Linked DNA regions of Homo sapiens: region 2 is linked to region 1. A link is an interaction called in ENCODE POLR2A ChIA-PET data of the cell type or tissue named here. Cell type or tissue: PC-3. All regions are shown on one strand. Each heading gives the region's core, and the rest is flanking DNA. Links, peaks and the distances in the headings are about the cores only.

Region 1 (4,386 bases), core at 202-4,201:
AGAAAAAGGTAAAAGGAAATGAAAAGCCAGACTAGAATAGGAAGGTGACCACAAGGCATAGACTCCTCGGCAAGGAATTCAAGCAGCAGAAGGTATCAGATGGCAGTTCTCTGGACTTTCCAAGGGAGTCAGAGTTGTCATGTGGACTAAATGAGATGGTCTGAGTGGGAGCATCTTATAAACTGTAAAGTACCTGGTCAATGTGAGGAGGTGGTGGTGGGAAACACCTCCAGCAGCCTGGCCGTCTGTGTCATTCACTGCTGTATTCCTGGTGCCCAGCCCAGGGTCTGAAAAAATAGGTGGGGAGGGAGGGACATCAAAGTACATTCTTTTGAATGAATCTGCGATGACACCACCACCTCCTCACATTCACCAGGTACTTTACAGTTTATAAGATGCACTCACTCTGACTGTCTCATGTAGTCCACGCAGCAACTCTAACTCCCTTGGCAAGACCAGAGAACTGCCATTTGCTACCTTCCGCTGCTTACTGCCAGCTCACCAGTGCCAGGCGTGGGGCCAGCAACGGCACCTGGGCCCCATTTTGCCAGCCAGTGTCTGCAGAGGGGTCGCAGTCCCCTTCCTGCCATCAGAAGCTTCCCTGGCCAGATGTAGCCATATGCACGTTACTTACATTTGCACATTTAATCTTCGCCATAGTCCAGGAGGTGGTGCTGTCCTGGAGGGGACTGGGGCCCAAGGTCACACGGGCAGGGCATGGTGCTGCCTGGACATGGTGTAGGACACTTGTGGGTCTCCCCCAAAAACCAGATTTCACACCTGAGGGCAGGGGCAGGTAGAGGCTCCTAGAATGAGCCCAGAGGGTGGCCTGCCAGAGCCTCAGCCAAGGTTGGCGTGGGGAATTAGGAGTCTTGATGGGGCATCATGCCTGCAGTGCCACGGAGCCCATCAGTGGCTTCCTCTCTCCGGGTTCCAGCTATGGCTTAGGGATCCCTGTCCTACCTTTCGTGACATGCCAGGGGTCCCTGAGCATTTGGGAATCTACTCAAACATCGTGGGAGCCTTCCTGCAATGGCTTCAGTGTTGCAGAATCAATGTTGTGCGGAAGAAAGTCACTTCCTCTTTCCACACCCCTCTGGCTCCTAAACAGTAGGAGGGACCACAGCCAAGGACTACAGGTGGATGTAAACCCAGTAGTAGAGTTTGTTATCTCATTTCTGTCTCAAGTAGTCTAGGTTGGATTCTTTTTAGGTGTGAAATCTTTGAGTATTTGTATTTACTTTTTAATTAAAACTCATACTTAGTTTTCCAAATTTCCTGGTGGCCTAAACTTCCCTCTCATTTTAATGCTTATTTGTGTATTTTCTCAGAGCAGGAGATATTTTTTAGTGGCTGGGACTGGCCCTCAAAGTGGAGAAATATTTGATTGCAGCGAGCCATTTACAGTGAGTATATTTCAAGTATAACTTTGGCAGAATCCTTTTTTTTTTTAAATAAGCAAATACACGCAGTCATGTATACATTTCCCAAAAGGCTGAACTTAAACTTGAAAGGACTTCTTAAGGAAGGATGGAGCTTAACAACAGGTGTGTTAACCCATTCTTCTCTAGAACACGGAGAAGAGCCTCCTATATTTAGAAAGTTGGTTAAGAGTAGAATATAAGAACTGGGGTAATAACCCCCAGATTGGAGTCCAGGAAGAAATGGCTGATGCCAGGTTTGGAGAGGGAGGTTGAGCCTGAATGTTACCACAGCAGATGGTGAGAAAACTTCCAAAGGCTGCTGGGCTCTGGTCAAAAGGACTCAGCAGCCTCCTGCTGGCCAAAGATGGGAACACATGAGCTTCTTATCACTACAATGGATTGGAATGCACTAAATTGAAATCCACAAGTTCAAAATGATACTTAAAACAAAAACTTCTTTGGTCACTTTTGGAGGATGCTTATTATTTTGAAAACTGTTTCAAAAGAAAAAGAAGCAAGCAAAAAACATGATATGGGGCAAAGAGCTTGTTAAAAACATGGATACAGCTGGGTGCAGTGCCTCACACCTGTAATCCCAGCACTTTGGGAGGCTGAGACTGGTGGATCACCTGAGGTCAGGAGTTCAAGACCAGCCTGGCCAACATGGTGAAACTCCGTCTCTACTAAAAATACAAAAATTAGCCAGGCATGGTCCTGGGTGCCTGTAATCCCAGCTACTCGGGAGGCTGAGGCAGGAGAATTGCTTAAACCCGGGAGGCGGAAGTTGCAGTGAGCCGAGATTGCGCCATTGCACTCTAGCCTGGGTGACAAGAGCAAAACTCCATCTCAAAACAAACAAACAAACAAACAAACAAATAAAAAACAACCATGGATACCTGAGCACCATCCTCTGGACAGCACTGTTTGAGTCCTTCTCCTCCTAGAACCCTTTGCAGAATTCAAGAAAGTCTGAGGGTCGGGTTCCTGCCCAAAGATTCTGCTTGAACAGGTAAGGGAGGCTGCATTGTTGAAAGCTCCCCAGGCAGGGTGGCCAGGGCTGAGGAAGCCTGAGGCCAGCTTTCTGCCTCCACTCTCACCCTCAATCCACGCACCAGGCAAGAGCGTTCCTCCTGGGTTTGAATCCCAGCTCTGCCTGGTGGCAAGGTCATTGAACTCCCCTGTGCCTCTGTGTCCCTGTCCATCAAATAGAGGAGGTGGGGGTCCCGCTGGCCCCTCTATCATCCGGTCCTCATGATGGCTTAACAAGCTTCTCTGGCACATGGTGAGTGTTGGCCAAAATAACCATAACCATTGGAATGGCACAGACGGCAGGAGGGGAGGTTCCCTGAGAAAGACCCAGAGAGGGAAATATCCCTAAGGGTTGGGAAGTTCACTCCTGGGACAGAGGGGAGGGAGACCAATCAGCTGGGTTGGCGAGATAGCATTGAGATGGGAAAGAATAAGGAGGATAGCCTCTGTGGAGAGTGGATCTGCTCCGTTGCACAGAGCAGCTGGAAGCCTCTCATGGGCAGGCGGGGGCTGCTGCAGGGGCTGGACTGCTGCTGAGAAGTGAACTTTACACGCTGTGACAGACACTACCCAAGTAATGACTCCATGGGAAGGGCAAATGAGGTGTCAGGAGGATGCGTGCTCTCAGGTCAGTGTGGCAGGGCTTTGGGCTGTGGCTGGGAAGTATGGGTTTGGGCTGGGGCAGAGGAGGAGCTGAGAAATGGGGAGGAGCACCGGGGGTGGGTAGCCTGGTGGCAGGTTTTTCTGCATAGCTGGGCATTCTTTCAGCAAGGCAGGTTTCATGCACTGCCAACCCCAGATGCCTTTTCTACTACTTGTCTTCCTTTCCATGACAGCTTTGCCTCTCCTTCCCTTCTCTGGTACTCGGGTGACCGCAGGCTGTACCAGGAAGCCTCAAAAACTTCCGGCTGGGAGAAAAAGGCCCAACTCCAGATGGGCAAGTATCGTGTCATCAGCACACCAGGCAGCAGGGGTCTCCTGGTCCCACCCAGGGCCCAGGAGAACTGGGCTCCATGAAGGGCACACACGGGCATTGCCCACAGAGGGAACCCGGATGCCGCGAAGTCTCCCTTTGACAGTGTAATGTTTCAAGATGAAGGAAACTACTGATGCTCGCATTCAGGTGCACACAGTACATGCTGCTTCCCAGGGTCTCTTGTCCATTATACACCTCCCTTGTTAAACATTGTGGTTAAATACACATCACAAAATTAACCATCTTAGCCATTTTTGGGTGCACAGTTCAGTGGCATTAATATTCGTTCACATTGTCATGCAACCGTCACCACCATCCATCTCCAGAACTCTTTCCATCTTGCAAAACAGGAACTCCACTCTAAACAACTCCCTATTCTTCCCTCCCCCGAGCCCCTGGCAACTACCATTTACTTTCTGTCTCTATGGATTTGCCCACTCTAGGTGCCTCATATACATGGAATCAGGCAGCATTTGCCCTTTTGTGATTGGCTTATCTCACTTAGCATAACGTCCTGAAAGTTCATCTGTGTTGTGGCATGGGTTAGAATTTCTTTCTTTTTCAGGGCCAAATAATATTTCACTGAATTGTGTTGATCCACTCACCTGCTGCTGACCTCTTGGGTTGCTTCCACCTTTCCACTGTTGTGACTAGTGCTACTGTGAACATGAGTGTCCAAATAGCTCTCTGATACACACGCTTTAAAAGGAAAAAAACATGACCGGGCATGGTGGCTCATGCCTGTAATCCCAGCACTTTGGGAGGCCAAGGTGGGTGGATCACCTGAGGTCAGGATTTCGAGACCAGCCTGGCCAACATGGTAAAACCCCATCTCTACTAAAAACACAAAAATTAGCTGGGTGTGGTGGCACATGCCTGCAATTCCAGCTACTCAGGAAGCTGAGACAGGAGAATCACTTGAACCTGGGAGGCAGAGGCTGCAGTGAGCCAAGATCA
Region 2 (4,386 bases), core at 106-4,105, 66 kb before region 1:
ATTATCCACACAATGGGAACAAAGCAGACTGCCCAGGAACACGCTGATGAGCTTCACAATGAGTGAATGAAAACTTGTGCACCGTGTTTTCTTTTGGTGGAAGGAGGTTCTAGTGGGGCACAGACTGTTGTGTCTTGTAGGAAGGAGAAGCTGCCCCTGGCTGGCACTTGGCCAGTTTCCAGAGAGAGGGGAAGCCATCTGGGCAGGTAGCTGGGAGGGTGGGCTCCCCAGCACCGGGCTCTGAGAGTGCAGTGGCCTGGCACACACAGTGTCCGTCGTCTGAACTGCCACCTGATGCTGTCTCTTGAGATTCAGGTTAAGTCAAAGGATTCCTCAGAAAGAAAGCTGAATTGATGGTATTCTTGATGCTGAGGAATTCAACCCAAACCCAAAAAACACCCAACAAATGTATTGAACATTAAGACATTTTATAAAGTATTTCACAGGGTTATCGTCTTCCACCATGGACCTCTGGAAAGATCTGTTGGGTGAGTTTTAGTCCCCATGACATGCAGAACATCCATGAAGACTTAAAACATGGCACAAGATGGGGCGCTCGGGAGAGCTTGTGGACAATACCAACAGGTAGTTCTCGAGAGCTGCTCCAGGGGTCAGCAGAGGATCTTTCTTTCCTTCTCAGGTCACGGTCGCCACTTCCCACCCCCGAACAAGAAGGTCCCCTTTCACAAACAGGAGGTGACCCTAGCAGACAGCACAGCAGTTGGAGGTTAGACACAGCAAGCTCCCAACCCGGACGCGAAGGCACACGGGAGAGTAAACACAGCACCCACGAGCAACAGGGCAGGGCTTTTTTTTTTGGGCAGTGGGGGGGTGGTTGTTTTCTTTTTTCCACCATCAAGGGCATTTCTGTTTTCTAAAAAGTTATGCCGGAAAGTGGGGCGGCCAGTTAACACCATCTGGGTTTTCAGCTCAAGTTCTACTGCGGCTTTATGAAGACTTCCATCTGATTAAAGAGAACACCGCATGGACCACGTAGAGCAGAGTGGCTATGTAGGAGAACACCTGGAACCAAGAGAAATGGCCGTTAATGGGTTTGTGTAGGGAGGGCGAGGCACAGCGTCTGCACTGCATCCAGCCCCACGTGGCGTAGGGGGGGCCAGACCCAGAGAGCTTGGGCTGTCATTGCTTCTCACCCTCACATGGACGCCCTCCCTGCTGAGCCCAGGTGTGCACCAAATCCTCTCAGTACAGAGCTCCATGTGACCTAACAGTCTCCTGGATCTGGTGTGGAAGGTAAGACTCTCCACTATCACCCAGCATCACATTCGTCTCAGCTTGAGGTTTCGGCTGACTTGAGATGGAGTCCTCAAAGACCCCTCCAATGAAAGCATCTCAGGCAGGTAACTCTCCAGGGACAACTTCCTCCCCCAACACCAGTGAGACCAGCGCCCTCCAGCTGTGGTCCTGGTAGCTCGGTTGAGAGATTGTAAATACCTGGGTTTGCTGGCCCTGGTGAAAGTCTCCATGCTGCCTGGACATTCTCACCCTATCATTATTTTGTTTTAGGATTCTTAATATCACAGGTGTGGCTGAGAGAGCCAGACTTCATAGGAAGTGAGGGACAGAGAAGGGGAGAAGGGATTTTGAGCTTTTGTCTAAAGGAGGGGCCTTACTGTTGGGACCATCCAGTCAGCCACTGTGGCCCTTGGAGCGATGGCCCTGCTTTCTGGGGACTTGCTGTGTCCTCCTGGGCACTGTCTGCTCCCATCACCCTACTCCCTGAAGGCCTGCCTGCTGCCAAGTCCAATCTCTGCACCTGGTTTTGTGACCTTGGTTAGGGGTCAAGAGTTTCCAGCTCAGGCACGACGTCCATTTAGGGCGGCTACGCCTCTGTGACTCCTGAAAATGCTCATCAATCCCAGCCCTCAGGGTGCCTGCTCTCCTGCCCCTACACCTGGCCAAGCCCTTTCCCTCATTGCCTGGAGGCGGTGAGTAAGCTGAATTATTGAATAACACATTTAAGAGAACGTATCTGGGCAGGAGCAGTCAGACACCAGTGGGCAGCCCTCCATAAAAGGTGGGCATTCCAGACCAATGAAAGCCTTTGGCAGAAGCACCTTGGAAGTCCCCAGCAGGAAGAGCAGTGGAGACTCATTTTCCAAGTGGGGTCAAGAAATGGCCCACTGGGAACACGTAGAGCTGGGCACGAATGGGCAAATTTTGGCTTCAGAAAGCCCTCTCCCTAAACTGTAGCCATCACTGCCCACCATTGTATAATCTAGAAACCTCCAGATTTCTCCAGAAATTTCCATCTCGCCCCAGGCGACTTCCACCCATCCCTGGGGTCCCTTTGGCAAAGCAGCTCCGCCACCCACAAAGGAGAGAGGGAGGAGCTCAGCTTGGAACAGACCCTAATTAGTAGCCACACAGTGGATGTGAGGCAGGCTGGCTGCTTCCAAAACCAGGCTGTGTGAGAGAGGGTGTGAGGTGCCTCCCTGTACCCAAGTATCCCCTGGACTGGGCATGCTGTGGTTGGGCGGGTCTGGGATTGAATCCTGAGTAACGAACTTCTTTCTCTCTCACAGACGGATGCAGTTGATACCGTGAGTTGAAAGGTGTGACTTTACATCGAACGCCGTGCAGATTTCCCCTTGGTGGTTTTATCTGGGCACATCTGCCAGCTGAGAACACTCTGGTTCTCAATTCTAACGCTCCTGTCTGCGTGAACATATTCGTGTCTATCCAACTCAACTAAAAAAAAATGGGAACATGGTCAGTCATGGGATGGATAAATAGATGTTGGTCTATTCCTACAAGGGAATACTATACAGTAATGAGAACAAACAACCCACATCTACACCCAGCCACTTGGGTGAGTCTCACAAACACAAGGGTGAGAGAAAGAAGCCACACATGAGTACCCACTGTATAATTCCACTTATATGAAGTTCAAAGGCAGGCAAAACTGAACATGGTGCTAGAAATCAGAATTGGGTGGTGGTGGGGGTGCACAGTGATGGGGACAGGACTTGAGGGGATTTCTGGGAGTTGTTTATCAGGCCCTAATTCTTAGTCCAGATGCCAACTACACTGGGGAGTTTGCTCTATGAGAATTCATCAGACTGTGCGCTGGTAACTGGCCCTAATTCTTAGTCCAGACACCATCCACACAGGGAGTTCGCTGTATGAAATCCATCAAGCTGTGGGCTTGTAACTGCACACCTCTCTGGCTGTGTGCTGCCTTTGATAAAAGGTAAAAGAGGAAAGTCAGAAGGCAGTAGAGCCTAGTGGTTCTCAACTAGAGACCTGCCCAGCGGGAAGGGGTGTTCATTCCCCTAGCTGGGTTTTTCCATCAAGTGCTGACCCACTAACCACATCCCATCTACATTTCGCAACCTTTGTTCACAACAATTTTATGGAAATTATTGTCAGACACTTTGTTGATGTTTGTTAAAAGAGAAGGCTTGGCTGGGATGGGGGAGGTATGAGGCAGTCTTGGGAGAGGGAGATGAGATGGAATTGTGTGAAGAAGATGGAGGGTGGCTCACCAGCCTCCCCAGGAAGGAAGATCAGTCAAGATGCCCCCTGGCTGTGCTGCTGCTTGGAAACCAGCCATGTTGGGAGATGGGCCAACACGGGAGATGTTTCCACACCGCGGGACCCCTGGGGGGATGCCAGGATCCTGAGGGGGCCCTTTTTAGGGGAGCGATTGTAGGCTGGGAGCTTGAGGGCAGTGTGTGGTTTCCCCAGGGCAGGGGACTGTGCAAGGGGACCAGCAAGTGAGGCTTTGAGGGATTTTCCCCTGGGGCCCTCCTTCTGGGAGTGGGAAGAGGCACTTCACCAACCCCATTTCTAAAGCCTATCTGTGGGTCTTCTCTCAGCCTCTGCCCTACACTTTCCAAAAAGAGGGGATGACACAGCTTTGGCTACTAGAGCTGGTATCTCAGGATCTGTCACCACATTCTACCTTGGGATTTGCATAATTCATAGGTTAAGTTCTAGAGATCTGAAGAGTGCTCTTTCTGAAACTTCTTACTTTTTAACAATACCCATGGTCAGAAGCATGTTTTATATCGTAGACTGGTGCAAGGGCACACATGCACAGCTCTGAAAAACATGTGATGAAACAATATATTCTGTTACCCTGTCATTCTGATCCAGTCCATTAAGAAGAAAATCCACCTGGCCTCAGCGTCCCCACCCCTGGCTGGATGCTTCAATGGACGACCACTTGGGGAGAGTCAGGAGACCCATGAGGTCAGACTCACAGCCCCAAACTGGTGCTGAGAGTGTGGGGACTGGGCCTCCAGCGTTGATGCCAGGTCCCACAATGACTGGTGATCTTGGGCCAGTCACACTCTCTGGCCCCACTTCTCCATCTGTGAGATGGGTGTCATAATCCTGGGTTGTAGGGTTGCCATGGAT

What was found. Peaks named below come from ENCODE experiments on the same cell type or tissue, not always from the same donor. Only the 100,000 strongest peaks of a DNase experiment are listed, where the experiment ranks them.
Region 2: POLR2A ChIA-PET joins it to region 1 with 6 read pairs; 1 of 35 experiments calls an interaction of 5 or more read pairs at or near these places.

The regions. Positions count from the first base shown.
Region 1 is chr2:94,983,967-94,988,352 of GRCh38, reverse strand. No RefSeq gene overlaps it. Among named protein-coding and RNA genes, the nearest start is that of MAL, 40 kb to the left of the region's middle. In PC-3, for the core only: a CTCF peak has its summit at 1,779 (motif pointing left); a DNase peak (open chromatin) is centred at 1,772; H3K27me3 peaks cover 589 bases.
Region 2 is chr2:95,050,018-95,054,403 of GRCh38, reverse strand. MAL (mal, T cell differentiation protein (MAL blood group)) reads right to left here. Exons shown (of 4, transcript NM_002371.4): 4 at 412-1,023. The coding sequence ends at 949. Among named protein-coding and RNA genes, the nearest start is that of MAL-AS1, 25 kb to the right of the region's middle. In PC-3, for the core only: a CTCF peak has its summit at 606; a DNase peak (open chromatin) is centred at 1,933; H3K27ac peaks cover 1,087 bases.